Regions from separate parts of the Mus musculus genome. Here all the other regions are linked to region 5. Evidence: chromatin loops called from intact Hi-C (ENCODE). Cell type or tissue: heart. All regions are shown on one strand.

Region 1 (5,000 bases), 640 kb before region 5:
GGGGATGGTTAGGAGTTGTGGTCTTGTTGGAATTATGCCAGAGGGGGTGGGCTTTGAGGTTTCTTAGTGTCTCCTTCTCTGCTCCCCACTCGCTGATAAGGATGTAAGTTCCAAGCTACTGCTCCAGCACTATACCTGCCTCCCTGCCTGCTGCCATTGCTTCCTTATCGTAATGGTCATGGACTCACTCTCTGGAACTCAAGGCCCCAATAAATTCTTTCTCCAATGTTGCCTTGGTTGTGGTGTCTTCATAGCAATAGAAATATAACTGAGACGGAGAGAGACTGTTTAATACACGTGGGCTTCTGTTTGGGTTATGAAAACATTTACAACATGACCACGGTGGCACATGTACAACATGATGAATCTAATAAATGCTGCACATTTTTAATAGTTCTGTGAGCTTTATCTAAAGGAGAAAGAGTTATGATTCTGCAGTAAGAGGCTGTGGATAAAATCTTGTAGGCCAAGCAACTGGAAATAAAAGGTTTAAAATAATATAACTCCTCCCTCAATTTTATTGAGGTATGATTGACGAGCATAAATCATATCCACTGAGAAAATTTACAATGTGGTGTTCTGATATAAGTATATATTATGAATTACCACATTAAGCCAAGTGTGTGTGTTCACAAAGGCCAGAAGATGAAATTAAGTATCCTCTACATTATCCTTATATGTTTGTTTCTGAGACAAGTCTCTAAATGAATCCCATGGTGACTGGCTAGACTGGCTGGTAAGTGAGCTCTGGAGATCTGCCTGTGCTCCTTCCCCAGGGCCACAACTCGGTCTGATGTGTGCAATCATGGCTAACTTCTTTTACACGTGTGCTGGGGAACAGCACTCAGGTCATCACACTTTGGGTCATCGCACCTGTAGGCGCTTTACTGGCTGGGCCATCCCCCAGCCTCGAGCTAACTTTTCAAAGATATTTGTATTCCGACTCTTGGGAAGTCACAAACGTAAAATGTAGTTTGGGACTAGGTTGGGAAAGCACAAGCTCTGAGGTGGGAGGGTAGCATGGCCTTGCCTTTTAGTTTGCACTGCCATAAAATAGGCACACTGAATACCTGAGCTATTTAATCTTTGTTGGGACTCTGTAGGTTGATATTATGGCCTCCATTTTTAGAAATCTGGAATTAGGCCTATCAAGATTAGGTTCTTTGCAACATCACTTTAAATGGCAAAGGCTTGAGTCCAGATTTGTCAGACATCAGAGTTGATGTCGAGAAACTAATGTGTTCTACTCACTCCTTTTCCTTCCATGCTGGGAATCAAACCTATGCCCTTATATAACTTGACAAGTACTTCTCATGAAATTATACCCAGAGTCCTTTGCAAACCCCTTTTTCCCTCAATTGAAAAATACAATCATATTTTAGTTTGATGCAGTTTCATGAATCTTGGGTTGCCCTCAAGCTCGGTGTTTACCGGAGGATGGAGCCATGCATATTTCCCAAGTGCTGAGATTACAGGTATGCACCGCCACACTGGTTTATGTGGGAACGAAGGCTGAACCCAGGCTTTGTGCACTAGGAAAGCACTGCAGCATCTCAGCTACAGTCTCAGCCCAGATTCTCAGTCTTTAGTATCATTAGTATGTCTGACGAGTAATGCCTAATTTCTGAGAGAGAGCTTGCTAAGAGAGGAGTGATTCTGCTTTAGTAGATATTTACAAAAAAACAAACAAACAAACAAACAAAAAACCCAACGTATGATGAGTGAGCTAAGAAGGTGGCTTATATTTGACCCGGCATATATACAACAGGGAGTATTAGCAAAACTCCAGCATTAACTGTTAATCAGAAAATCATTTTCACTTTTGTGCTCTGGCTTTTGCTACAATATACATACACACAGTACTAAGGTGTTTTTGTTTTTGTTTTTGGACAGGGTTTCTCTGTATAGCCCTGGCTGTCCTGGAACTCACTTTGTAGACCAGGCTGGCCTCGAACTCAGAAATCCACCTACCACTGCCTCTGTGATTAAAGGTGTGCGCCACCATGCCCAGCTTTATTTATTTATTTTTTTTGCGCGGGGGTGGGGGGGTGGGGGGGTGGGGTGTTTGTGGCCCATGACTTTGCCTTGGAGACTTGTTTGTTAATGCAGACGAGGAATTTTGTGATTGACTGGAAAGGCTAGAGGGTTCCACAAAAACCAAATTCAACCTAAGAGCAGACTTGGAAAGATGACTAGTTTCCACAGGTGAGCAGACAGAACTCTCCAGGCCTTCCAGTTCATTCGCCTAACACCCTTTAAGCATGCTAGCTAATGGATTTGTCACAATTGTAGCAGAGTAACTCTGGAACCATACTGCCGTATATTTTCTTCCAGGTAGACAATCTCAGACTGAGGGTAGTAACTGCCATCATGAAGAAAGAAGAAAATGGAAGAGAAAGTGAGACAGGCGGGAAAGTTGGGCATCTGTCACCAAGATTCTGCTTATCGATAAAAGAGATGGAGGTCGAAAGAATTCAAGGAACTTACAAATCCTTCCGCTTGTTCCTTTCCTGCTCATGTCAGATGAAAACATTTAGTGTGGTACGTGTGTAAAACAGGCTTGGAGTCACTTTCAGGACTCGCCACTTTGCTCTTTTCTCCTATCTCTTAGAGCACACATATAATAAATAACTCAAGTCCCCTCTAGATTTACTGCAAGTCCTGACTTGCTGTGTTCCTAGGCAGATTACCTGTTTGGTCCACGTTTGCCAAGGGCAACCCCTGTGCACAGAGGACAATAAGGAACTCCCGTGCTAAGAGAGTGCAGCTCCGGGAGCCCAACACTTCAGACCCAGGCCTTGGCCACCCGCGGCCTCCCGTCCAGCGTGCCCCGCACCCGGAGCCCCTGATGGTGCCCCGTATTCACCTGTAGCGCCCGCAGCCAACGCGGCGGCCTTCACTACACGCCTCATGTCCAGAAGCTACAGGCTTGCACAGCGACCTAGGGCAGAGACAACTGGGAGAGTGGGCAGGGGGCGGGGACTGAGGCCCGGGGCGTGTCAAAGCTGAAGTGGGCGTGGAAACGGGGCAGGGACGGGGCGCGAGTCCGGGGTGCCCAATACCCTTCAGGGAGCTAGACCGCTGAAGAGAGCTGGGCGAGCAAGGGGCGGGGCGTGAGACCTGGGGCGGGGTCACGAGACGCGGAGCTTGACTGACGGCGGGACGAGCGGGGGAGTGGCGGGTGCGGCGTGAAGCGACCTTCTTTTTCGTTACATTAAAATACTTATTGTATCGAATGCAAAAGCAGAAAGCAATCACGCGACACCACTGTGGTCTTAGAAATACAAAACATTTGGAGAAAGTGCCAAGGCGCTTGAGATGACCAATGGCTCTTTTCGGTGGTCTGCCCCACCCCTACGCATGCCCAATAGAAGTGTTTGCGGCTATAGGCCGGAACCTGTGTGTGGCGGAACTTTAGGCTCTGAGCTTCAGGTTGCATAAGGCGTGTGTTTGGCGTACTGCTTCCGGCCGGCCGGCCGGCTCGCAGCACTCGCGTGGTGCCGTAGTGTGTAGCTATGGCGCCTCGCGTGTTTCGTCGACAGACTCTGGAACGGTGTCTGAGGGAAATCAGGAAAGCCACCAACCGACCGGAGTGTTTCCTCACGTAAGTACAGATCCAGGTCTGGGAGAGAGCAGCGCGCATCTCACCGGTGCTGGGCGGGCCAGCATATGGCAACTTCTGAAAGCCAGGAAGGGAAAGTACAGGTCGCTTAGCCCCAACTTCAGACAGTTTTTGCTCCGTTGGCCTGTCAAAATGCTAAAAGTAAAAGCGGCTCGGTGCAGATTTCCTAGTTGTGGGCTATTGCACTAAGCCCAGTTATTCGCGTCCAGAGAGGCTCATTGAGGGCGGAATATGCTTTCTGAATTTGTCCCCAAAATACACACTGAAAGTACGTACTTGTTGCTTGTCAATGCATTTTCATGACTTGTGGTGGAGACCCACAGCCAGACAGTAGACGAAGCTCGGAGAAGCCCGCAGAAGAGGGAGGAGGGGTGACTGTAGGAGCCATAGGGGTCCCAGGACACCACAAGAACATGGCCCACAGAATCCACTAACCAGGGCTCAGGGAGGGGCCCACAGAGACTTTACTGGCTATCAAGGAGCCTGCGCTGGTTAGCGCTGGGTCCTCTGCATATATATTGTGATTGTTAAGCTTGGGATTTTTGTGGAACTTGTAGCAGTGGCAGTAGGCTCTTGGAGCTCTTGTACCCCTGCCGGATTGCCTTGAAATGAGGGGTTGTGTTTGGTTGATATCTCTGGAAGCCTACTTTTTCTGAAGAGAAACGGAGGAGTACTGTGGATCTGGAGGAGGTGAGGAGGGAGAAGAGGCTGCAATTGGGATGCTTTGTAGGAAAGAAAAATAAATTTAAAAAAAATAGGAGAGACTTCTTTCTTCCCAGCACTTTGATTAAGTTCTGTAAAATTATGACTCTGACTTATTATTTTTTAAATATTTTTTATTATTACGTATTTTCCTCAGTTACATTTAGAATGCTATCCCAAAAGTCCCCCATACCCTCCCCACTACTTCCCTACCCACCCATTCCCCATTTTTTGGCCCTGGCATTCCCCTGTACTGGGGCATATAAAGTTTGCGTATGACTCTGACTTATAATGAAAATCTTAGCAACAGTATCACAGACTCATTGTGTCCAAAATAGAGCTCCTTACCCCCTCCTGTACTCTTCTCTCCCCTGAAGTCATTTCCCTGTTTCCATTACGTTTACGGCCCCACGAAAAGGCAGTTCTATCATTTCATTTATTTAGATTCAGCTAGTCTGCTTCCTTGATGCTTTCATTTTTCTCTGTCCTATTTTCTCTATCCCCTTTAGCATCCTGCCTACGCTATATTTAGACACTGATTCCTAGTTGTCATACTGACTGCGTCTCCAACATAAAAATCCTTTGCGATGCTTCATCAGCTTTCTAACAACTCAACTCTATCGTGCTTTTTGTTTCCACATTGTAAATTATCATTTCAAACTTCAGCCTGCAACTC
Region 2 (5,000 bases), 64 kb before region 5:
TCAGTGTAGCTTGTGTAGGGAAGGTTAAGTCCAAACCCTACTGTTTCTAGCTTCAGGCAGCAACAGTCTTACTCCAAGATTGCCACACAGAGATGCAATCGATTCACTCCACTAAGGTCGAGGCCAGGTGTACTGGTCTGCACAGGGCCTGGCATCTTCACACTCTTGGTTCTGCAGAAATATCCAATGGATCTCTGACTTGGAATTCTGAGCAGTGAATCTGCTTTGGCACTGTACTTGGCTAGTCCCACTAGAGGGAGTTATCACTCTTGGGCCTGGCTTGAATGTCTACATAGCTCTGATCCTGAGACCCTGCCTGGAAGGTTTAAATGACCTTGGCAACTCCACTAGACACAGCGGTAGAGCATTCTGGTGGACAGCGTGGGCCTCCTGCCTCTCCCTGCATGCTGGCTGCAGTCTGCCTGAACACAGGTGCTACCACTATAGAGTCCAAATGGCAACTCCAGAGAATACCGGGTCTTGGTGCTGGGTGGTGGCCAGTGCTTTCCAGATTTGGTGTCTCCAAAGGTCACAGGTCAGGGTCCACTCATAGAAAGATGTGTCCATATGACCTTTATTTTTAAACCACCAAGAGAATTTGGTCACCCAGGAATGGGCCAAGACAACGACCCTCTGAGAGTGATCCCTATAGAGTCCTGGGACATTGGACTGGTTTTCTCCTTCCCTGGCCTTCAGATTTGTACCCTGTTGCTGTCCATTCATGGAGGCAAGGACAGTCTAGGAGAAAGGGCTCCAGCTCCTCAGTTCCAAGGCCAAGTCCATGACCTCTAGCTCTGTTCTGACTGTCACCAGTCAAGAAGCCTCCCTACCTGCAGGCTTTGTTGTCCTGGGGAATGGCACTTCAATGCCACCCACTCTGAGAGCTTAGCTGTAAGCTCTCTATGGAGGACCCAGCCCTGTTCCTGTGTGGGCCTCACTGACTGGCACCTGTAGTCTGTGAAATGGGTGTCTGGCCCAGGCAGCCCCTAACAGTAAAGGCTCCATCTGCTCTCTATCTGTTCTTCTCTATGGGAGAGGTTGTTGGCTCTTCTGGGGTTTTGGCTGCCTTCCTCTACGTGGAGTCTGCTGGCCCTCAACTACATGTCAGACCTACCATATGCAGGCAAGACTGTGGGTGGAGATGTGGGGGAACTGGCTAATCTGATTGAAGGGGGGGAGTGGCCACTGCCTGGAAAAAAGATCACTCAGCACCCTCTGCCCTGGTGTTAGTGTCTACCAGGGTCCTGGACCAGCTCTAGGTGCTCAGCTCCTTGCTTCACAATGGTTGCTTCATCTCTGTTGGCATCTCTCAACATGCCTACCCTACAGATGTAGAACTGAAGCTCAGCAAGTTGAAGTGACTCAGTTGGACTCACATGGCTGGATACATAGTTGCCATTGGTTATGGTGTCAGATTAGAGGCAGTAAGAAAGAGGGACTTTCCATCTGGAGAGTCCAGAAAGTTGCTAAAGCTGACACCAGATAGGACGTGAGCAGAGGACAGGGAGGAAGGACAGAGTGCCAGTGTCCATGGCAGAGTGGGAAGTGCCCCAGTGTTCTTGCCTACCCTGCAACAAGAGCTTTAACAGAGGGGAAGCTTTGGACACAGAAGGGCAGGGGATGGAAGAGCTCAGAACTGGATCCTTCCTGTAAGCCCTCCCAGTCACAGACACAGAGAAGAAACTTCCAATCCAGGGAGGGTCCTGTTTGGAGAGACCCTGGAGCTCAGAGCTGGATCTGCTGAGACCTGGAGCTAGTTATGAGCAGAAACCAAAAACAGGTTTGCTGATGAGTCATCTCCGGGAGTACCCAGCAAGAGGCAGGGGGGAATGTCCTCTTCCCTGCCCACCAGGCAGGGCCTGGCCCTTCCTGCTCCCACCACAAGCAGCTTGTGCCTCTCTTGCTTGCTTCCAACTCCAAGACCATTGAGCAGAGCAGCCTGCTGGATGACTTCCTGCATGGGCACCCACCCTTGTTGCTGTGTCTAGACAGCAGCTGCTGCCCATGTTGGTGGAGGGTCCAGGAGCGACACAGCAGGGGGCTGGGGACTGGCTAGAGCTATGTCTGAAATCTTGTTCAAAACCACAGGCAGGGTGAACTGGTTGGAAAATATTCCTTCCTGGAGACATTGTAGCCCTGCCTCCTTGAATCAGCCAGCCACTTCCTTCCTGTGTGTATCTTATACATGCTAAGGGGGTGGGCTCAGCCCTGGTGTTTTTTTGTTTCAAGGTTTTTGTCTGTGGTAGTCCTTTGGTGTGTTGTAGGGCACAAGAATGGGGCTGCTGCTAAAGGGACTTTGTCACAGGGTTGTGGGAACAGCTTGGGCTAGTGTGTAAGGTGAAAGCTTTTGACTGTGAGAGTGAGGAAGAGCCCTGGCGTCACGTCTGGATCCTCGTATGAGGCAGTTTCATCACAGACAGGTCACAGGAGCTGGCTCTGATTATTTTACAGGTAACTAACTGCTTAAGAAGGCCAAACTGCTTAGGGCGTCAAAGGCAGAGAGGCTAGACTGACTTCCTGCCTCCCACGCCTGAGCCCTTCCGGCAGTCAGTTCATAGGCCCTTCAACACTGGCTCAGATCCTGCTCTTACTAAAAATCCTGCCAGCTTATTTCCTGAGAAGCCAGGGCGCTTTCGGTTTATTAACATTTTCTTTCTCTTGGAGTGAACAGGGCTGCTCAGCAGCGGACGCACCAGAAGTAATACAAGTTACCTGGAAAACCTATACACATATGTGCATATATAAACACACACACACACACACACACACACACACACACACACTACGTGTTATGGTCTACAAGATGATACAAGTTTCAAGAAAAATCTGTATTCAGCCTACAGGTGATGACTTTCCGTTGGCATGTGTGCACGTTTGTCTGTCCCTGTAGATGTCTGTACATACACATGCCAGTGGCCTGACAGGACTTTTTGACTAAGCCATAGTGTGAAATTGGTGTGTATTCAATAGAAACCATACACTGAATAGTGAGTTTGGACTTTTTCTCAGGCTAGTGGTATATACTACAATCCCTTTTCATGATGCTGGGCCCCGGCTTTGAGCTGACACATCTAAGAACTAGAGACCAGTAGAGGAAACAGTCAGTCATCGCTGTGCAGTGCGTGCGGCTACGCTGGAGGTAGACAATCAGCAGAATTTTTTGGCGGGGGGTATTTTTCAAGATAGGGTTTTTCTGTAGAGCCCTGGCTGTCCTGGAACTCACTTTGTAGACCAGGGTGGCCTCAAACTCCGAAATCCACCTGCCTCTGCCTCCCGACTGCTGGGATTAAAGGCATATGCCACCGTGCCCGGCGACAATCAACACATTAATTGTACTTCACACATTTTTCATGTATGGTGATTTTTGAGTGAGTGCGCACACGTGTGTGTGTGTGTGTGTGTGTGTGTGTGTGTGTGTGTGTGTGTACACTTGATATCATTAGCATGAGCCAACACCCATCCCACAGAATTACAGATTGTCTGACTGAAACACTCTCCTTTTTACTGACATTCATCCACTGAACCAGCACTCGGTTCTGATTGGGTCTCACACTGAGGTCTGGCAAATAAAACCACAAATTGCACTTGTGGGGTCTCAAAAGCACTGTGCTTGTGGGGTCTCAAGGGCCCCCAGCACTTAGTCCTGTGCACCTATGCTCCACCCAGTCAAACACAAGCACTCTGGAAGGGAGGAGCCTCTCGCCTCAGGCTGTACCATATGAACTGAGCCTTGGGGGACACCCTCTTGCCCTTAGACTGGATTTTCTTTCTCTCTCTCTCTTTCTTTCTTTCTCTCTCTCTCTCTCTCCTTCCTTCCTTCTTTCCTTCTTTCCTTCTTTCCTTCTTTCTTTCTTTTTTCTTTCTTTCTTTCTTTCTTTCTTTCTTTCTTTCTTTCTTTCTTTCTTTCTTCCTTCCTTCCTTCCTTCCTTCCTTCCTTCCTTTCTTTCTTTCAGATTTATTTAATTATTTATTATATGTAAGTACACTGTAGCTGTCTTCAGACATACCAGAAGAGGGCATCAGATCTCATTACAGATGGTTGTGAGCCACCATGTGGTTGCTGGGATTTGAACTCAGGACCTCTGGGAAGAGCAGTCAGTGCTCTTAACTGCTGAGCCATCTCTCCAGTCCTAGATTGGAGTTTCTTAATGGATGAAGCATTTCTGAAGTCCCAGGTATAGCTAGAGATTGCACCTCCGAGACTTTGAGATGGCTTATTGCACCTCTAGCCCTTCTGAGTCTTTTTTCTTCTAAATGGAGGGTGGGGAGATACCACATGCAACTGGCAGCCTGCTCACATCTGGGAGCATCTGCTCACCATAACTTCACATGGTAGGAGTGCAGGTGGGAGAGGGCCTGCAGAAGACAAGAGTCTCTGACCTTGCAAAATATTCACTTCCTAGGAAAAAACCACAAACCTGTCCAGAGAGGATAGCCTGGGGCTCCACTTGCCCTGTGGCCATGGAGTCCTTTTATACCATGTCACGTGACAACATTGCCTGTCAGGAAAGAACCTGAGGACTAAGCCCTTTTACAAGTAGATATTTTCAGTCTGGTGATGGTAGTACATGCCTTTAATACCACCAGCTCTTGGGAGGCAGAGGCAAGTGGGTTTCTGAATTTGAGGCCAGCCTGGTCTACGGAGTGAGTTCCAGACAGCCCAGGCTATACAGAGAAACCCTGTCTCAAAAAACCAACCAACCAACCAAAAACAAAAAACCAAAACAAAACCAAAACAAAAAACCACATATATATTTAACATTGTGTGTGTGTGCACATATGTACATGTGCAGACATGTACATGTCTGAGGAGGAATTGTTTCTCTCCTTGTATCATGTGGGCTCTGGGGTTCAAACTCAGGGCATTAGGTTTGGTGACAAGTGCCTTTACCATCTCCCTGGTTGAACGATCATTTTAAATAGTAGTTAGTCTGGCAGGTCTCCCCATGTGAATGGAGCCAGTTATCCAGCCTACTGTCCTGAGAGGAATTCAGCTATCC
Region 3 (5,000 bases), 140 kb before region 5:
GTGTTTAAAATGCAACAGTGGGCCTGGTCTTCTCCAGTAATGGGCCAGTACTGAGCTACAGTCTCAGTGGCCACGTTTATAATCTTTCTAATGTTGCCAGTCTCCCAGAGAGGAGCTTTTCACAGTTGTCCTGAGCAGAGGGACAGAATGGCTGTGTCCCTGTAGCCTGACCATCTGGTGAATACAATTCAGTGGACTCCTTTGCCTTGACATCGTGGTAGGGGGATGTCTGGGGTTGTTTGAGAGATCCACTGTATTCTCCTTATGAACTGTGTCTGCCTGGTTTCCACTGGCTTTTCCAGTTTCCATGACCTGTGTATATATTGAAGGTAGTGAGCTTCACATATATGTTTGCTGTTTGTCACTTACCTTTTGTTTATAATGACTTCATCCATGACACTCAATGTAGTCCAGTTATCAGTCTTATCTTTCATGGCTTCTGGACTTTGATTTATATGGAAAGAACTTTTACCCAAGTATTATAAAACAGTTCTCATAGAGCATCCATTGTTTTTTCAAGTTCGAATCTGACAACTTAAACTTTCTCTTAATTTTTGAAATTTGAACCAGTATGTAAAAGTACTATCTATTTATGGAGGGCCATGTGCTGTACTGATGCCATGTAGAATTGATTTTAGTGTAATACATGAAGTGTGGTATGAACCACTATAGACACTAGTTGTTTTAATACATTTTATCCCCCCCCCCCCCCAGTTTCTGGTCACCAGTGGCACCTCACAAGCAGAGACACCCACCTAGACAGACAAATAAACATACATGTATTTAAAAAATAGAATAAATCTTAAAAATGGACAAGTGATGTCTGATGGCATTGCCACTGTGTTCGGGTCTAGCTCTGACCTCCTGCCCACCAGTTACTAGCTGCCACAGTTGTATCCTCTAACAGGGGTGGCTCCTTCACAGACAGAGCTTTTCTCACTTAATTTTCCAGACACATCGTAGTAACAAGTTACCCCATACCAAATTGCAACAGCTAAAATGCCAACCTCAGGAAATATCCTTGCATCCATTGCTGAAATTTTCAAGACACATAGCAGTCCGAAGTGGATTCTGAGGTTAAATAGCAGTCTTACTTCTGCGTCCTGATGGCTCGTGTGTGTGCGCGCTCATCACTTCTTAGCCTCTTGGCTGAGATCAGTGGCACTGGCTCCCACAGCATCTGTAGCCAGCGGTTCTCAATGTTCCATGCATTACCAGTTTGCTCAGGCATACATCTTTGTGTCCTGCAGGAGTCCCCTCACATACCCCCTTCCCCCCAATGACTGAGAAAGGTAAGATGGCATTAGCAGCAGTATGGGGTCAGAGGAGACTGCTTCCTTGATGTGTGCATCTCTCCTGATGCAGACTGAGTCAGGGATCATGCCTATGACTTTGGCTCTGCCACTAGCCTGCTTCTCCTCCTGGGGCATAGGGCATAGGTCTCTTACCTGGTCCCTGGGTGGGGGAGACAAGTCATCTGCAGATCCTCTGTCTTGGTCACTAGCATTTGTAGTGATCAAGACACCAGCCAGATGTACCCTGAAGGAATTGGGAAAGTCTATTCACCATTCAGAAACAAGTCTTTCTAACCCACTGAGGCTATCTATATACCCGAGTTTTCTTGGAGGTCTCCAGTTGATCAACCCAAATACTTAGCTGTTTGCTGAGCTATGTGTATGCTAGGAGAGCAAGCAGACCTTCCTGGAGTGGAGACTACCTCAAGGCATTCTTGAGGTTGAAGCTAGAAGTGGCCCTAAGCCAGTGACCACAGACTGAAGCTCTTTACTAATGAATGGCAGCCCACTCTGGTGTGGAGTAGCTGAGACTGGGAGCCTGCAAGGTGTAGGATCTCTTAAAGGGTTCTTACCACTCTGCCTTGCCTCCCGACTCGCACATAGATTCTTTATGCCTACAGAGGGCTGATCTTAGAGTCTGGGATACTGCATAAGATGGATGGATCTATCTGCATTTTCAGGACCTCCTAGTCAGAGCTCCAGGCCCTCTCTTCTCCCTCCACAATAAGAGAGCAGGGTAGGCTTCCAGTTGGATGCTGGACTTTGGGCAGTAAACCTAAACCAGGATTAAGCAGGTGGCTGCTCTGCCCCACCGCTATCACTGCATACAAGAAGTAGAGGTGGGAGAGCAGAAAATCCTCTAAAAACACTTGCTACTCCTGAGCGGCAGGCTCACACAGAGCAGCAAGGAAGGCACTGTGGTTTGTGCAGGTGCTGCTGGAGCCAAGAGCCGCCCACCCACCTGGGGAGGAGCTAGTGGCAGTGAGGCTTAGCTATCTGGTTAGTGCAAGTATTGGGAGAATGCCCTTTGGACCAGAGGACCCTTAGTAGCAGCCTAGGACCCAGCTCAGGCTCTGAGCTAGAACGCTCTGGGAAGCCAGCAGTACTTGTGTGTCCTTCTGCTGCGGGACAGTGCGCATTCAATCCCGGTGAGGGCTTTGGCGGCGGGGAGAGAGCCTCTGCGGTCGCTTCCCCTCCTCCGGCCGGCTTCACTGAGAACATGCTGTTCCCGCCCAAGCCTGTGGCTTGGGCAAGAGCATATGGGACGTTGTGTTCCCTGATAAGATGAGGCAATCACGCTCAGCCCGCGCCATGCACTGCTTGCTGCTACCAGCGGCCTCGCGGCGGCGCCAGGGAACATTTATGTAACCGTGTCTCTGGCGCGCCAACTGGCCGTGGCCAGTCCCACCTCCCACCAAACCCCAGGGCACACTGTACCTCCCCTCCTCCCACAAAGCTTAAATCGCCCCCTGCCTTCCCTTACCCCCTCGCCTCCCGTACCCAGCATATAGGGTCCCTCCCAGCCTTCACTTGGCCGATAGCTTGTGCCTATGTAGGCACTTCCCCCACCCTGTGCCACCAACAAACACTGCCTAGCCTTGACCCCCCCCCAACCCCACCCCCGTCCCCCAGGCCTCAACAGCAGTTGGCCTTCAATCTCCTTTCCTTTTCTTCCTTGCCCACCAGGTCATCATGCCTCAAATTCAGCTCCCCATTCCTCCCAAGAAGGCCAGTGCCTTCTTTTGAATTAGACTTCACCTTATCCTTGTGGGCTGCGCTGTCCTCGGGAGGGCAGATGCAGGCAGGATTCCAGTCCGTGGTACTGGTACTGCGGCTGTTGGTTAGCCCACCCCACACCCTCTGCTGTGATGGGAGGTGGAGTTACCAGCTGTGGTGCTGGTCTGCCTGCCCGCCCCAACCTTCCCTGCCTCTGTGGTGGGCCTCGTGCTATTTCAGTTCAGGTACACCCCACCCTGAGGCCAGTCTCCAGACCGGCACTTTCAGAGCGATGCTGGGGTATATACTTCCTGTAGGCATCTGAGACCCTTTCATAGGGCCGTGAGATAAAATTGTGTTGACTATAGTAACATTACCTACCTTACCTTTGCTCTTCATAGAGAGTTCAGTGAAAAATTCCAGAGGCCATGGGATAATTGATGGCCTCACTTCTCTGGACTGCTACTTGGGTTTTGTTTTGTATTGTGTTTTGTTTTTGTTTTTTTGTTTTTTTTTTCAAATACAATTCCTACCAGAGGCTGTTCAACTACTAGGAGCTCTGAAGTATGGAGTGTTGTGTCCCCCACCTCCATCCATCCATTCATCCGTCCATCCATCCATCCATCCTTGCTCATACTAGTTCCTGTCAATCTCCTCAGCAGCCTTGGATATTACCACTATGGATGAGCATCCAGATCGAGCTCCTGCAATTTCTGTGCACAGACTTTATTTTATTTTATCTTATTTTATTTTTGCATGTGGGCTGATGCAGGCCTAAGAGAGCAGGTGGAGGCCATCATCTCTTGGGGTGAGGACTATGTCCTGAGGGCCCTGTCTTGACCATGTACTCAGTGAGATTGGGGAAAGACCTTCTTCCCACCTTCCTCTCCCTAAGGAAGCTGTCTCCTCAGATGCTGCCCTTACCAGAAGCCCTTACAGTACTGCAACCATCTGTAACATCTCACAGGCTTCCGGGATACAAGCGGAAAGGTCCCAAGAAGGACAGGGACCCAGAGCTATTAGGAAATAGTTGAGTCTGAGTTCAGTGGATTCTGACTCCACCCTGAACCCAACTCCCATCCCTACCCCAATCTAAGCTGGGGATAGCAAATAAGAATAAGGCACTTAGAGCATGCCAGGCCCGGGCCAGAGCTGGCTGTGGACAACATCACCACGTGGGCCCTTTGGTGAGAGCAGGGCAGCATATTCACTTCTGTAGCTGCTGTACCATGCAACCACAAATGGGATGGCTAAAAGCAGCTGAAATGGACTTTTTCAGATTTCCTGAATGAAACCAGAAATCTAAGAGCAAGACACTGGCTGGCAGGAGTGGTTCTTTCTGGAGGCTCCAAGGGAGAATCCACTTTTTTCTGCTCCTCTCTCCTCCTCTCCAGTGCTGGAGCTGGCAACTCAAGAGATTATAGTAGACTGTTCCAGTCTCTTACCGCCATGTCCCCCTCACTAAACTTCCCTCTTTTATCTTGTAGTTTATCTCAAGATTTTTACCCTAATTATATCTACAAAGAGGGTTGTTTGTTTGTTTGTTTGTTTGTTTTCTCTCTCCTCTCCTTCCAAATTGGGCTACCTCAGAGGTTTGGGAGCAGTTAAGGTTTGGCTGTGTCTTTTCGTTGCTTATCCTGCTGCAAGCAGCTGGGCACTTGTCTGGTGTACCGTCCGTACAATGGGGACTGGGCCTGACTTGACACATGCAATGCCAGACCCTGCCAAGGTGCTAATGATTGATAGGCCTTGTCAATCAATGTCTGAGAATGGAATCGGCATGTGACATTTTTTCCATCTTCTTTTGACAAGAGCCCCCTCCTCTGGAGCCAGTTAGCAGTGTATTCAACATTACCATTTCTCTGACCATGGTTGGGTTAGATATTTCTTAAAATGTATTTAAGCATCCTTTTTAAAAAAAAAATTAGGATATGGTGATATACGTGAATGGCATGACACGTGTAAAGACCAGAAGGTAATTTTTAGGAA
Region 4 (5,000 bases), 190 kb before region 5:
TTCCACTGAAGTCTTTGTCATTTATATGCTTGCTACTTTGCTTTAATGCTTCAAGAACTCTTTCTTTTACTCCTAAATATTTCTTCACACATACATTCCCTTTGCAGACTGTGGTATCCTTTTACATTTCCCTGTTGATATTATTGGCTGTATTGTTGATGTTTACTTCTCTCTATATGGCTTGTTTCCTACAACTTAACAAAAATAAAACCAAACAAAAACCAACCCTATTGTGCCTTTGTATTTCCTGATGCAGGGTTTCCTGACATGTCAGCTCAGCTGCCCACTCTTATTTGCCTGGGAAGGACTGAGATGGATCAGAAGTCCTGTGTCAAGTGGCACCTTTCACTGTGGCCTTCTGTGTAGTGTGCTAATTGGATCCTTGAGCAGCTATGGATGTCAGACTGTTTTGATCATTCTCTGTGGCCTGGTTAGCTCAGCCCAAAAGCCTCTTTTAGGCTCCTGGCTCCCTGTGCCATGGAATCCCCGAAAGGGGTGTGTAGGTATCAGTAGGCACATGCGCACTACTGCCTCTGACGCTGGGGACTCATCTGTCTCCTTTAGATAGAGACAGTCTCTCCTCAGGAAGAGGAAGGGGAAGGAAGCTGTGAGGCTACATGGAGCTGGCAGCCGATCTAAACATCTCTCAACAGACTCTAGTACAATCATTTATCATCATTCTTAGTTCAAGTCCCTTTCCCTTCCACATCCAGTGTCACCATTTGTGAACCTTGTGGGGAAACTTTCCTTCCTAGTTCAGGCTTTCATTTTCTTAGGTCTATGGGTACATTTCAGCTTTACTGGCTGCAGCTGCTTCTTCTGCTCTTGTCCATGTTCGTGTCTTACAGTTGAGGTTTCTAGCTTATATCTGAGGTTGTTTCAGAGGTTCCAAATGGAACAACTACCACCGTCACACAAAAAACTTCACCCGTCATTAGTCCTCTTATGGTTCATTTGCTCCCACTTGGTTCACTCTGATCTGTTTTGTTTCAGTTTCTCCTTTTCTTTCCAGCTAAAAGGAAACATCCCTATCTCATTTACCCATACTATTGTTATCAAGATCCTACTAGCACAGAAACATGGACCTAGAGCTATGAGATATTTACTGGAGAGTAGAGCTGTACCCCTAGGATATTTCTATCTGGGTTTGGGACAAGAAAGGCCTCAATTTTGAGACCCCAATCATTTTGTACTTGGTGAGTGAACTGGTAAGAAACCACTCAAGGTAATGCCTCTTGTATATAATATCCAAAGGAGAAAACCCTTTGGGAGACCATCAGGAAGAAAGCTTGGATGGGGTATGTCAGAAGGGTTGATTGATGCAGTTCTATCCTAGAAACCTATAATGTAGGAGTCCAGTGAATATGTATGTCCCAGGAAGGTCCACCGTGGAGGACACCACCAAAAAGTGTTTTTGTTTGTTTGTGTTTTTGTTTTGTTTTTTTGGTTTTTCGAGACAGGGTTTCTCTGTGTAGCTCTGGCTGTCCTGGAACTCCCTTTGTAGACCAGGCTGGCCTTGAACTCAGAAATCCACCTGCCTCTGCCTCCCAAGTGCTGGGATTAAAGGCGTGCGCCACCACGCCCAACCAAAAAGTATTTTATGTACTGCAGAATGCCCCTGGCTGCAGAGGGACAGAAAGACATGCATGGACTGAAAGGCAGTGTAGGGGCCAGCTCTTTCCCAATGAGATGACTGTCTGTGGCATGTGGTGGGAACAGAGGAGCAATCTGAGTCATCACTTGGTCAGGACACAGTCTCTTAAATGCCATCAACATAATCTGCCTGGAACAAAGATGACTACTTTCTGCCAAGTGGAGACCCTCCTACAAAGCCCTGATCCAGCTTCTCCACAAAACAGCAGCCCAATGGTGTGGAAATTCAGGGTGTGTGCTCACACTCGGGGTGTTCAAACGTTAACCTAAAGTTTCACAACTGAAAATTCCAAATTGTTCAGTTTCCTCAATTATCAGAAATCAAAGTCTTTTCTATTTTAGGCTCCCATTTAACTTGGGGAAGAACTTGAAATCAGAGCCATGGTTCTTAATTTTCACCAGTAGTGAGGTGACTGACCCTTCTTTAGCTCACTGGGGTCGACCAACCGGCAGTCGGGTCTCCCTGACTTGGTGGCTGACTTATTTTAAGGTATCATCCACAATGAAAAGGAGAGGCTGCTGATCCTACCCTCACAGGTCAGAGGCCAGTTGCGGCCAAAGTCTTTTGAGTGTGTTAAGATTGGTTCAAAGGCAGTTGGAAGCTACGGGTCTCTCTGATGATGGCCTAGTGTTCAGAGAGGAAAGAACATGAATGTGTGTCTAGACTTTAGAGCAAGGTGGCCTAGTTGGAAGGCCCCGGCAGGACGCAGCGGAGCATTTCCTTCAGAGGCCCAGACAGTGGATGGGTGGGGCGCCCTGGGCGGGGTCCTCGCAGCTGGTGGTGTTTGAAGCCTCCAGGACCGCGGTGGGAGAGGGGCGGCCTGGAGAAGTTGGCAGCAGGCCTGGGGCAGGAAGGGGGAGGAAGGGGCCCCGTGTTCCCTGAACAGCCGCGACCGCAGCCCCAGCACGTAGCTCACTCCCTCAGCATTGGCAGTGGTGGGTCCTGCATCAGCCAGGTTAACATAGGCTCAAGGGCAGTTCGGCCGCGCGGGGGCGGGGCGGCCCCAGTGGTGACAAGGCTCGGGCCAAGGTTGCGTAGAGAACCGGAGCTCAATAGGAGCGGGGTGAGGAGGTGGCTGGAGATGGGCAATGCAAACCCGGCCACCAGAGAACTCCGCTGCGGTGGGGTGAGGCTCGGTAATGTCCCGCCCATAGGCGAGGTCGGCCGCTTAGGTCCCATAGGGACCGATACGCCACCTTGCCCGCACTCCCGGCGGGCGGAGCGACCACAGGGTGTCTTGCTCAGTGTTGCCATCCTCGTGCCACCCACTGCTGCCTGCTCACAAAAGCTCTGGCATGGAAAGGGCCGGCGGGGTTCCCGCTGCGGGAGGCACGCGCCCCAGCCCTGCGCCGCTACACAGCGGCCCGCCACCCTCGGACGTCATGCGTCTGCGCGCCGCGCGCCCGGCTCCGATTTCCGCCCCTCCTCTTGCAGGCCCAGGGGCACGCCCACTGGCGCGCGCAGGTCCCGCGGCCAGTAGAACCCTCTCGAGGACCGGATTGGCTGCATAAAGTACTCAAGAGCCAATGGAGTTCGCGTCTACCACTGGCCACGCCCCTCCTGAGGCGCTCCAGGCTCCCCGCCCCCTTCGTGCGCGCTGCTCCCTGCGGCCGCTGCCGCCTGTAACCTGCGCCGCCAGGATGTGGCTGGGGGCTGACGTCGGGTCCAGATGTGGCCCCGGCCCCGCCCACCCCCGGGGCCGGTCCGCCCACACCGAGCCGCGGCGCGCACGGAGGCTGTCCCGCCTGCCACAATGCACGGTGGAACTGCGACCACAACTTGCAGGGGTCGTGCCTAACGTCGCCTCCGCTCGACGTCCCTAAGACAGGCCGACTCTGACGCCGCACGCGGACCCTCCTTACTGGAGCCCCCCATGCGCTCACCCTCCAGTGCCCGGCCAGGCGGACGCGGAGCCGCGCGGGTGACGGCAGAAGCGGCTACGCGCCCAGCCTAGCCCAGCCCAGCCCAGCCGGAGAAGAGGGCGCGCCGCGCCCCCGCCCCCCGCCGCTCCCGGAGGCCGTGGGTGCGGATGCGCCGCTGACGACTCCTGCGAGAGCACCGCGCGCCCTAGCCCGCAGCATGGCAGCCGCCGCCTATGTGGACCACTTTGCCGCCGAGTGCCTCGTGTCCATGTCCAGCCGCGCAGTCGTGCACGAGCCGCGGGAAGGACCTGAACCCCGGCCCGAGGGCGCGGCCGCCGCCGCCCCCACACTGCCCCGCGTTGACGAGCGCCGCGACGGCAAGGACAGCGCCTCGCTTTTCGTGGTGGCTCGGATCCTAGCGGACCTCAACCAGCAGGCGCCGGCGCCCGCCCCCGCGGAACGCAGAGAAGGGGCCGCTGCGCGCAAGGCGAGGACCCCCTGCCGCCTGCCGCCTGCGCCCCCTGCGCCGCCACCCGGCCCAGAGCCCGCCTCCCCGGGACAAGCAGGCGCGCCGGCCGCGCCCCCCAGCCCCGCGTGGAGCGAGCCGGAGGCGGCATTGGAGCAGGAGCCCGGCCCCGCGGGGAGCGGCGAGCCTGGCCTCAGACAAAGGGGTCGGCGAGGCCGGAGCCGCGCGGACCTCGAGTCCCCGCAGAGGAAGCACAAGTGCCACTACGCGGGCTGCGAGAAAGTTTACGGGAAATCTTCGCACCTCAAGGCGCACCTGAGAACTCACACAGGTCAGTGGGGCGGCGGGGACGCCGCGAACGCGCGGACTAGGGACTGCTTGGGACCGGCCACGCCCCCAGAGCTTCGGGCCCAGCGCTAGAGGGGGCCGGGGCCGAGGGCGGGGAGCCATGAGCTGAGGGCGATCGCAGCCGCGCCCCTGTCCTGGCGCTCTGGCCTCGCGTGACGCTGGCCGTGGCGCTTGGAGCCGGCGCCCTCTCGGCGACCGCGCCCCCATCGGGCACGCCCCCTCCCAGGCTCTTGGGGCGGGGCCGCGGGGGTAGATGTCGTCATCCGGGCTGCGGGCGGCGCGGGCAGGTGCGCTAGAGGTGGTTGGGGGGGGGGGCAGGCGGCGCTCCCTTTTGGGGCGTAGGTGCTCGGGGAGCTGGAGTCTCGCCACCCCTCTTCCCAGGCCTCCGGGCGGGCTCTGGCGAGGGAGGGGCCGGCTGGGGCGGGCGAAGTTCACGCGGGGACAGGGCTCCCTTCAGCCACTCGGCACATTCTTCGTTCTCTTCTTCCTGTAATTTTTCCAGGGCTCTAAGGTTTAATTTGTCGCAACCCGACCCAGCGGCGGCGCTGGCCGACGCGGGGGGCGGTCCCAGTCCTCGCTCCCTACCCCACGGCTCTTTGTGGGAGCCCCAGCCCATCCGGCCGGCGGGGGCGCGCCCGGCCGCAGGGGGCTGCGCTTGCTCTAGGAAGGC
Region 5 (5,000 bases):
AGAGCGGCTGCTGCCCGGTCACTGGGTGGGGCTTCGTGCACTCGAGGCTCACCCGGGTCTCGGAGGGGATGCGGATCCACGTCACATTCATGTAGCTGTGTAGAAGGTTCAGCTTGGCTTCTAGGGACAGGATGAGGCTGACAAAAGAACACCCAGTGAGAAGCTCCGGAGGTGGCAGGAGCTCACTCGCCTGCGCGTGCAATCCTCTCCCTGCCCTTTAGTCCCCCAAATCCCAACAGGAGTCCTGTCACCACCACTCTCCCGCAGGGTGTTGGGGTCCGGACTGGACTGCGGGGCAGGTCTTACTTGGCTAACCGGGCATTGTCGTTGTCATCTTTCCCCCATTCCCAGTCCTTTCCCGGGTCCACAGCAAAGTGCAAGGGCAGCAGCTTGTGTTCCGAATCCGTCAGAGGGATCACAGCTGAAACAGAAGAGAGAGGCATGGTGACAGGCACCTCATCTGCCTGCCAGGAGGCTGGAGGCACCAGCAGAGTTCAGAGCTCAGAAATTCAAAAATAGCTGTCCCAGGGCAGGTAACCTAATGGAGACAGAAGGTAGACTCAGAACTTGCATACCACGAATGTTAAGACTATAGGTTTCAAACTTGTTTCTATTATGTAGGCGAAGAGCAAGCAGGTGGAGGCATCACCTGGACTGACAGGGTCTCTTTCTGTTAGAGGGCAGGCATCTCTCTGCTGTCAGGATGAGAAAAAGCTATGGGTGCTTTTGCTATTTCCGAAGAAAAACCCAGATGGGTGTGGTGAACCACGGAAGGCCACTTTTGGATGACCTGCTCCTTGCCTCCATTTCATCTCAGAGAAGGGCAGAATTTGCAAGTTGGGAGAGGTGTGAGCTGAGCTCTGCTGAGGCAAGACTGGAGGTGGGGGCTGCACCCCCCGCCCCCACCAGGGAGCTCATCTGCATAGGACCAGGCAGCAGGCTCCTACAGAAAGCATCTAGTGACAAGTCCAGGAGAGGCAGTGTTGGCCTACAGCCCCTTTAAAAGGGGAGCAGAGAGGGAGCCTTCTGTGGCGGTGGTGATTAGGTGGGGGAGTCTGGCCTGTTACTTCTCAGAGGAGCTGGTTCACCACAAAGCATCTGGACAGAGGCACACCAGCCACCGAGACCAGTATGGGTGGGGTCAGTATCTACCTACAGGTGTACTGAGATCTGATGAGTTCCCGAGGGATCCCTGCTCCTAGCAAATGGAATCCTTAATGTCACATCTGCTTTCTCCTCAGGGTGTTGTCAGGGGTAGTGAACAGGAAGAAGTGTGGAGATGGTTTCCAAATTCCACCTTCCTAATGAGTACCAGTCTCCTTTCTGTCACTTCGCTCAGGATGCCCCACCCCTCTGGAGTCTCACCACCGCAGAGAAGCCCAGCTCAGGGCCCCTGGCAGCTGCTTTGTTCCTTTGCTTGCCCGTAGCCTATGATTCATACTAGCAGTGCCATGGCAAGAACAAAAAGGCAAACAAAACACAGAAAATCCAGGAGCCAATACTGCAAAGTTGAGAAATTAGATGCGACTCAATGCTGCCCTCTAGTGTTTCTAAAGAGACTGTGAGTGCAAACTGCTTCTCCCCCCCCACCCCACCCCCTTTCTTCCCACCTAAACAGATGAAAGGCAGTTTTGTGGATCACCAGCCAGTTTAGGGGTTTTCCTTGTGTGTGGCCAGCCATGGAGCAGTGTAGGTAAGGTCTGACGGGGGAGGGGACTGGGACATCTCATTCTGCTTTGATGTGGCTTTCGTTTCCAGGGCTGAGCTCAGCCTGTCTTGTAGGTCAGCAAACACACATTGAGGCTTTGGTGTGGCTTCCTACCGGTGGCTGGGGGACAGCAGAGGTGATCCTTAGGGACACTGCATCCCAGACTCACTAGAATTGTGTCCCCTAGGGATCTGTACTTCATACAGAGGGCCAACGCAAGGGTCCTGAATCAGGATGGAGGGCTACGTTGTAAATAAGCTTCCCTGTGGATCTTCAAATCAAGGTGTTTTGGAAAAGATTGTTATAGAGGATAATAACTTGTCAGAAATAATTCCTGTGGGTATAATTTGGGTGTTCTGGGTCAGGCTGTCTACCCCTTCATGGGCCAGCTGTGACTATACTTTCCATCCTCTTAGCAAGGGGGTGTGGTGGGGAGTGGTTTGCTTAGCTGAATGCACAGGCTGTGAGCAAAGTAATATGGTCAGTTCTGGGCAATATGGCCAGGCTTAGGGGACGTTTCCCTCTCTGCCCATGTCTCCTACACAGACAATGCAAGTATATGACGTCAGGAGCAGGCTCTTGAACCTCATTGGGAGAAGAACTGTCTGCTAACCAGAACTCCAGCATAGGCTTTGTTGACTTGGGAGCCCAACCTGAGCCACTATGATTTTGTCTGGTTTCTGATAAATTACCTAAACCAGGACGTCCCAGCTTTCTTACCTTACGGCTACAGCGTGCCTGGGGATTCTTACCCTCAGCAGATAGCCTGGACTGGGTTCCTGGTCTGTCTACTCTGAGAAGACAACTGAAATACATCTGAAGATTCTAGTGCTGGCTACCTAGAAAGAGTCTGACAGTCTGTCAACTCTCCTGTCCTGGGGTGAAGACTACGTCCTAAGTGAGGGGCTGGAGACATACAGCTCACACCTGATCTTTCGAGTATGAGCTGCTGCCTGTTTGAAGGCTGAGGGGAGGTGCAGCCAAGGGCATCTCAAAAACAGGCTGTCCTCATGAGCATCAATTGCACTTCATGTTTGTCCCATTGTACATGGAAAAACATCTGCTTTACCCAGGCAAACAAATGGCGGCATCATAGAGCACCCCCTGGTGGCAAATGTCAATAACAGCAACAGCTTTCAAAATGGGCCTTAGAGGATTTACTCTTCGGTTTGCTTTGGAAAGAACTCTCTCTTACATTTAGCCTGTAAGCCTACTACAGCATCTCTAACTGGCCCATGAAGATTTGGAGTTTTCATTCTATGAAACACAATGGATATTTCTGCTTGAGGTTACCATTACAATGAGAAAGCTACAGATTCTCAGCGTGTCTTTAGCCTACCCCTGAGTGGATGGCTCAGCCAGTCTAAGTGACTCAAATTTGAAGGAAAGAAAAATGCCTCTGAGGGAAGGTGGAGACAACCTGGAGGGGTTGACTTGACCCCAGTACGAAGAACTCAGCTAGATGTGTTATATGCATGAAAGAAGAATGCAAGCCAGTGAAGTTATGCAGGCTCTTCCTCTAGAAAAGAGAAATAAGAAACCAGTTGGCTCTTACAGGCTCCCATCTATAGGACTGAGCATGGTGTTCACAAAAAGGATGGGTGAGGGGCTAGAGGAATGTCTCAGTTGGTAAACTCTCCTCCTTGAAAACATGAGTTTCAAAACCCAGCACCTATTAAAGGCTAGGTGCAAAAATTCATACTTGTAATCTCAGGGCTGGGGAGCTTGAGATAGGAGGAGCTGGGGCTCGCTGGACAGCCAGTTGAGCTACATCAGCAATAGACCATGTCTCAAAATAAAAGGCACAAAGGGACTGAGGAAGACACAATATTGACCTTTGGCTCCCATAAGCATGAGAACATGGGTGCACCCTCCACCTCCCCCAGCCCCACAGAAGATGGGCAAACATCCCAAGGTGTGTTCTCTGCAGAGCTTGCGCTCTCCTCTCCACCAAGGAGCAGGAGCACAAGTTGCAGAGCTCAGGTCCACAAACTCGGGGTACAGTTAGGACAGTGTTCTGTGCTACCAGGAGGGGGTGACCTGCCTTGTGTGTCCTGACAGCTTTCAACATGCACACTAAAGAAAAAAAAAGTGTGCCTGTTTCCAGGAACGAAGTGATTTCCCCAGTCTTCTCTGCTTAGAAAAATGACTGACTTTCAGCAAAACAAAACAAAACAAAACAACCTTTGAGGAAGGAGGAAAGAAACCCACATTCTAATGTGTTGAGAAGACTCTAACACTGGTGTGCAGGCGTGAAGTTGTTCTCTTTTGTTTGAGAAAGCATGACTCCTGCATGCCATGGAGCTATTTAATAGATAATTTGAGAATAGAAGTTTTTCTTTCGTCTTTAAAGACACCACTTCATTATCTTTCACCTTACCTGGTTTATGAAAATCATTATGGTACCAGAGACAATGCTAAAGGGCCCAATTCTCTAAAAAGACACAACACTATGGTATGTATGCTCACGTCTCATATCACGTCAGTGTTAGAGCAAGTGCAGCCCACTCCACTTTATTTGCATCAGAATACCAGTGGGTGCCAACTTAGACACAACTGAGGTGTTGCAGCTATTGGGGACTGAATGTATCCGTCTATAATACTGTGGGCACCATGCAGGAATTGATATCTGATTGTAGAGAGAAGAAAGTATCAAAGAGAAGAGCTAGAAATAAAACAATAACAGTAAAAAACAAAACCAAAACAGACCCCACAACAAACTAAAACAGATGAAGAACAGCTTTGAGAGAGTCACAGCCAAGGAAAGACGATGAACATCAAGACTGACCAATCAGAATCAGCCATACTGAAATACAAAGTAGGAAAGGTTGGGCAGGAGGCAGAGCACCCAAGAACTGCAGGTCAGTGATAGACAACTTAAGATCGGTGTACTGTCACTCCAGAGAAATGAGAGCAAGGCAGAGAAAAATGTTAAGAAACATATACACTCAAACAAACAAACAAACAAACAAACAAACAGACAGACAGACAGACAGACAAAAAAAAACCCAACCAAACAGACCCACCTGTACTGGCTAGTTTTGTGTCAACTTGACACAGCTGGAGTTATCACAGAGAAAGGAGCTTCAGTTGAGGAAATGCCTCCATGAGATCCAACTGTAAGGCATTTTCTCAATTAGTGATCAAGGGGGAAAGGCCCCTTGTGGGTGGGACCATCTCTGGGCTGGTAGTCTTGGTTCTATAAGAGATCAAGCTGAGCAAGCCAGGGGAAGCAAGCCAGTAATGAACATTCCTCCATGGCCTCTGCATCAGCTCCTGCTTCCTGACCTGC
Region 6 (5,000 bases), 310 kb before region 5:
AAAAAAAAAAACAGTAAATTTTAGAAAAGGAAAAATTCTTTCAGAAAAGAAATTATCACTGAAGACTGACATTCTAAAATTCTCACCAAGGATGTAGGAATAGCATCCTCTACAAAAAAAGGTCAGAAGGCAATACACATAGCGTTACCATTCCAACATCTGGGTGACACAGGGAGAACCCAAGTCTCTCCATGGGTGTCTTAGGTGGGGTTTCTATTGCTTTAACCAAACACCATGACCAAAAGTACCATGAGGAGGAAAGAACTTGTTTGGCTTATGTTTCCACATCATAATCAAACACCTAAAGAAGTCAAGACAGGACCTCAAGGGAGGACCGAAGAGGCGGGAACTGAAGCAGAGACCATGGGGCAGGGCTTGATCTGCCTGGTTTGTTCAGTTTGCTTTTGTATGTAACCCGGGACCACCTGCCCAGGGGTGGCACTGTCTGGGGCTGGGCCTTCCACGTCTACCACCAGCCAAGAAAATGCACCACAGACCTGCTCCCAGGACAATCCGATGGGGTCATTTTCTCAGCTGAGGTTCCCTCTCACGGATGTGTCAAGTTGACAAGAGACAAACCAACACTCTGAATATTTATAGTCATCTTCCCATTCATCCATACTAGGCGGACCCCAAGGCGTCCAGATGAAGCCTGGACCCATGGGGACCACTGACACCTCACACAGGCTTTTATTTCCATATATGGGGTGTGTGTGTGTGTGTGTGTGTGTGTGTGTGTGTGTTTGAGTAATGTGATTCATAAGTTAACCGCAGTTAAAGTAATAGTAACTAACAACAAAATACAATTTAACCACTGACTGTAACAGAGGTTAAGATTTTTTCATTGTTTCTGGGTTTTCCATTTGACAGTTTTGAATCATAGTCAGCTGAGGTAGAAGAACAGGAAGTCTGTGCTCAGTGGAAGACGACTGCTCAATGACTTAGTGTGTGCTGAGCTGTTAAATCCAAAAATGACCTTGGAACAATAAGAATGACTGAGAACCACAACGAGTTTAATGAGGGGTTTTTTTTTTGTTATGAAATTAAAGCATTAAAATACTTCACCATATCTTCTGCAGTGACGAAAACCCACTTATTTATTTTGATGGCTGACTCTAGCATTCAATTATGATACATTTGATCCATGGTTAATTTCCAAAACTAACATTGTGTCAAGAACTTTAGGCAATTCCAGAGACTACTGCCTAAGCAAAAGGACGTGCTCCAAACCAAATTTAAGATATAAAAATGATTTGGGTTCAAGAAAGGTTGTCTAGCTTGTCTCTGCTATAGGATGAATGAATCTGTGAAGATCTATGTTAGAATTAGTGACTTGCCAAAGAAATTCAGGAAAAGTAAACTTTATGGGCACAGTAGCAACCCTATGAATTACGACCCTATTAACTATGCAGACAACAGCATCAGCAGCACACCCAGGCACACACAGTAATTAAACTCATCCATCTGTGATACTTTGCCATGTTTTAGCCACATAAAAGCTATATTTTGGCACACCTCATTGGCTGTATGACTTTTGCATACTTAGCTTTGCAGTCCAGAGGGCCTAGGTGCTGCTGCCTTTGGAAGGCACTGGGCAGCTGGATCAGTGATAGAAGCTTGCATGCTGTGTGCTAGGCTCAATCCTAGTTTCAAAAATAGAAGGAAGGAAGGAAGGAAGGAAGGAAGGAAGGAAGGAAGGAAGGAAGGAAGGAAGGAAGGAAGAGAAAGAAAGACAGACAGACAGACAGAAAGAAAGAAAGAAAGAAAGAAAGAAAGAAAGAAAGAAAGAAAGAAAGAAAGAAAGGGAGAGAGAGAGAAGGAGGAGGAGAGGAGGAAGAGGAGGAGGAGGAAGGAAGGAAGGAAGGAAAGAAATGTTCTTCCATGTTGACAACCAGCAATCCACAAATCACTGGATTCTGTTGGACAGGCCCTCCATGGCGCCACCATGTGGCTACTTAGTACAATGACAGGAAGGTATTCCCTCAACAAGGAAATTCTGACACTTTGATCTCTGGGATGTCTTGAGAATTCAGAGAGGGAACTACTGAATACAGATGCAATCTTTACTAGTTTAGAGCATGTAAGTCCCTGAGTGATGGGCTTTACAGTCTGGGTTTGGAGAACCATTTGTGCTGGCTAAAAACATACAAAGAAAAGCTGTGTGTGTGTGTGTGTGTGTGTGTGTGTGTGTGTGTGTGTGTGTGTCTGTCTGTCTGTCTGTCTGTCTGTCTGTCTGTTTATCTGTGTGTGTATGTGTATCTGCCTATGTGTCTGTGTGTCTGTTTATCTGTGTGTGTATGTGTATCTGCCTGTCTATGTGTCTGTGTGTGTCTTTTTGTCTGTATGTGTCTGTTTGTCTGTATGTGTGTGCAGCAGGGAATAGATGGGAGAGACTGAACCTTAGAACCTGGACCAGACCTGGGATGGAGTGTTGGTGTAGGCTGTGAGATTTTGCACGTGGCTCTGAGTATCTCCAAACCTGTTTTCTCATGGGAAATGCAGGCAACTTGGATGTCACAGGGACTCTGATCCAAGCTTGGCCTGGACCCTGCCCCTTAGTAAGGGCTAGACAGTATAGCTCTTCCCCCTCTCCCTTCCTCCCCGCTCCTTCCTTCCCTTTCCCTTCCTCTCCTGCCAAGCAACCACAGAGCACCAATGGGACAGAGTGGAGACTCAGATGCCAGCCCCCAGGAGCCTGGGATCCCTACTTCCCTCTGAGATCCCCACAGTGCTCCCGTCCTGGGCTTCCCCTCCTTTGCCAGGTGCTCCTGGCTTCATTTTTGTCTTTGAGTATCTGGCACCTGATGGCCCTGTACCTTGAACTGACAAGAACACGGAAGGCCACAGAAAGATGCCTGTCCCTCCTGTGGGGCCCTCAGCTGCTTCTGTCTCAGAGGCCAGCCTCCGGGGTCCCACCCTGTCCCTGTTCCTCACCTCCCTCAAAAACTCCATTCCTTTAGTTGTTCCCCAACCCACAATTTGATTGCTGCATCCCTATAGATGGCCCGACCTGTGAGCAGATGGGCTCAGGCGGCAGCTTTAGGAGAAAGCAGACAATAGACACAGGTGTTCTTTCATGTCTAGACAAACTTGCTGTTGTTATTCAAGAAATCTTTAAAAATCAAACTGATGAACAATGGTGGAGTTGAAAATGAAAAGAAAGGAATTCTCCACCCTTCCCTGGAGCTAGCCCTCTGCAACCTCCCTGGGTCTTCATTCACCCTTCTCTACCCCTTCCTGCCCCAATCCATCTCAGCCCTGCTTTCTTCAGTCTTTCTGGAGTGGGAGCTTGAATTCACCCTTTGGCAGCCTTGTAGGACCAAACTTAGAGTCTGACTCTGAAAATGGAGAGTGGCAGAAAGAACCGGGAGGGGTAGAGGCAGAAGGGGAGGGAGAGGGGAGAGGCAGGAAGTGGGGAGGGGCATGCTACTAGTGGACAAGCCCCTTCTCATTGTCTGCCAGCATGGAGCCCTCCCCACCTGACCAACCACGCAGTTATCTCAGAGAGCCTGAGGTGCTGCAGCAGCTGCAGAGCCATCCCCCTGTCTCCACCAGCCCTGGTCCTTGTGTGTGAAGGAAATCCCAAGATCATGCTTCCTGTGGGCTTCTGCAGTTAAGATTGGGGAGATTACACAGCTTTTCCTTGTCTGTGTGTCTGTGTGTGATCATGAACACAAAGGAAGCCAAGGGAGAGCAGCAAGGGAGCTCCCTGTAACTCAGAAGAGGGGACAACAAGGGTGCTGCGAGCCCCTTCTCACCTTCCCATGCTGTCACCAGCAGGTGGGCCATCCTTGTTACATGTCCCCAGCAGATGGGACCTTCAGTCACTTTCTGTCGAATGTTAGCAAGCCAGTGCTAGGGGTTTCTTGCCTAGAGAAGCCAGCATTTGCCCCAGAGCCTGCTGGGAATGAAGCACAGTGAGCCCAAGCATACCCGAGTGCCCCAAGCTCTGGGCCCAGCAGGCAGCTCCGCTCCACTGGGAGCTTCTGCCTGGCCTCTGCTTACAGAACGCAGCCTGCACCTTTTTTACTTCCGGACTTGTGCTAGGTCTTATCACCAAGAGCAGAAGGTTCCAGAGTCCAGCTGGAGGTCTGCTCCAAGGCCTGGCTGCCCTTCCTATCATTCTACACTGCTGTGTCCCGGAAGTCCTCAGCCCAGTCCTAGCTGCTCTGGCTTCCTGCAGCTTCTTCTACAGAGCTGGGGCTGCTTGTCCCTAGGAGGGCCTGTAGGTGGTGCAGGGAGGAGGGTCTGCCTGATCTGCAGGCAGATTCAAAGTGGCTGGAGGGAGTGTGTCTCCTCACACTGCACTTCACACACACACACACACACACACACACACACACACACACACACACACACACACACACAGTGGCCCAATCCCTTCTCTCACTCCCTCTCCTATTCGTGGTTGTCTCCCCTCTCTTCTCCAGCCCTTACCTTACCTCCAGAGCCTCCTTTACTTACATAGGTATGACATTCACTGCTGTCTGAACCATTCCCTCTGAGCTCCTGGAACCCTCCAGCATCCAGCCCTAAACCTGTTCTCTCTGCTAATCTTAGGGTACATGAACTATCAGGCCAAGACCACCCAGCAGTGACTATTCCAAGTGATGGACTAGAACAACTTGACTAGACATAACAGTGACTGAGGCTATGTGTGACCTCACAGATGCTCCTTGCTGAGGTAAGATGGAACATTCTAGAAGGGTGACTAGGAGATACCCTCCCCACCTTGGCTGCCTCCAAAAGCCACCGATGACATGTGCCTCAGATCTGACATTCTGGAATTTGGATATTAGCCTTGGCTTGAAGCAGGAATGTTCTCCTACCTAGTGATCTGTCCAAGCCATTCCAGGCTAACAGTCATGGTTAGTGTGACAAAGGCCACGCTCATCTATTAACACTGGCTCTAACACTACTTCCTGTGTACAGCGTCTATTTGTATCTCAGCCTGAGACTATGCACTGGGTTTCATGTCTAAACACACCTTCCTCCAAAAT

The links. A loop is a pair of places that touch in the nucleus more often than their neighbours do. Peaks named below come from ENCODE experiments on the same cell type or tissue, not always from the same donor. Only the 100,000 strongest peaks of a DNase experiment are listed, where the experiment ranks them.
Region 1: a loop joins it to region 5, with 3 times the contacts of the local background. A loop is called at or near these places in 3 of 42 quality-filtered maps.
Region 2: it touches region 5 in a loop (2.0-fold over the local background); 7 of 42 quality-filtered maps call a loop at or near these places.
Region 3: a loop joins it to region 5, with 4 times the contacts of the local background. A loop is called at or near these places in 5 of 42 quality-filtered maps.
Region 4: it touches region 5 in a loop (6-fold over the local background); 25 of 42 quality-filtered maps call a loop at or near these places.
Region 6: it touches region 5 in a loop (4-fold over the local background); 20 of 42 quality-filtered maps call a loop at or near these places.

What each region holds. Positions count from the first base shown.
Region 1 is chr7:64,390,710-64,395,709 of GRCm38, reverse strand. It overlaps Mphosph10 (M-phase phosphoprotein 10 (U3 small nucleolar ribonucleoprotein)), which reads left to right and starts at 3,474. Exons shown (of 11, transcript NM_026483.2): 1 at 3,474-3,604. The coding sequence starts at 3,516. It overlaps Mcee (methylmalonyl CoA epimerase), which reads right to left and starts at 3,088. Exons shown (of 3, transcript NM_028626.2): 1 at 2,867-3,088. The coding sequence starts at 2,912. In heart, no CTCF peak of the experiment used is centred here; DNase peaks (open chromatin) are centred at 3,029 and 3,369; H3K4me3 peaks cover 2,985 bases; H3K27ac peaks cover 2,112 bases.
Region 2 is chr7:63,813,713-63,818,712 of GRCm38, reverse strand. No RefSeq gene overlaps it. Among named protein-coding and RNA genes, the nearest start is that of Gm39023, 36 kb to the left of the region's middle. In heart, no CTCF peak of the experiment used is centred here; a DNase peak (open chromatin) is centred at 2,532; H3K27ac peaks cover 864 bases.
Region 3 is chr7:63,894,613-63,899,612 of GRCm38, reverse strand. All of the region lies in intron 1 of Klf13 (Kruppel-like factor 13), which reads left to right. It overlaps Gm27252 (predicted gene 27252), which reads right to left and starts at 3,229. Exons shown (of 4, transcript NR_166574.1): 1 at 3,054-3,229; 2 at 1,449-1,539; 3 at 1,008-1,180; 4 at 1-312. In heart, CTCF peaks have their summits at 2,625 and 4,830; DNase peaks (open chromatin) are centred at 2,572, 3,192, 4,102, 4,692 and 1 weaker place; H3K4me3 peaks cover 1,459 bases; H3K27ac peaks cover 1,195 bases.
Region 4 is chr7:63,937,280-63,942,279 of GRCm38, reverse strand. It overlaps Klf13 (Kruppel-like factor 13), which reads left to right and starts at 3,365. Exons shown (of 2, transcript NM_021366.3): 1 at 3,365-4,313. The coding sequence starts at 3,734. In heart, CTCF peaks have their summits at 2,646 and 4,983; DNase peaks (open chromatin) are centred at 2,589, 3,189, 4,509, 4,889 and 1 weaker place; H3K4me3 peaks cover 3,044 bases; H3K27ac peaks cover 3,412 bases.
Region 5 is chr7:63,750,053-63,755,052 of GRCm38, reverse strand. It overlaps Otud7a (OTU domain containing 7A), which reads right to left. Exons shown (of 14, transcript NM_130880.1): 12 at 307-421; 13 at 53-137. Among named protein-coding and RNA genes, the nearest start is that of Gm39023, 100 kb to the left of the region's middle. In heart, CTCF peaks have their summits at 1,522 (motif pointing left) and 2,817 (motif pointing left); DNase peaks (open chromatin) are centred at 32 and 1,462; H3K4me3 peaks cover 503 bases; H3K27ac peaks cover 129 bases; H3K27me3 peaks cover 2,197 bases.
Region 6 is chr7:64,057,208-64,062,207 of GRCm38, reverse strand. Gm20670 (a long non-coding RNA gene) reads right to left here and starts at 4,998. Exons shown (of 5, transcript XR_882168.3): 1 at 3,759-4,998. In heart, CTCF peaks have their summits at 1,942 (motif pointing left) and 4,191 (motif pointing right); a DNase peak (open chromatin) is centred at 4,127; H3K27ac peaks cover 2,955 bases.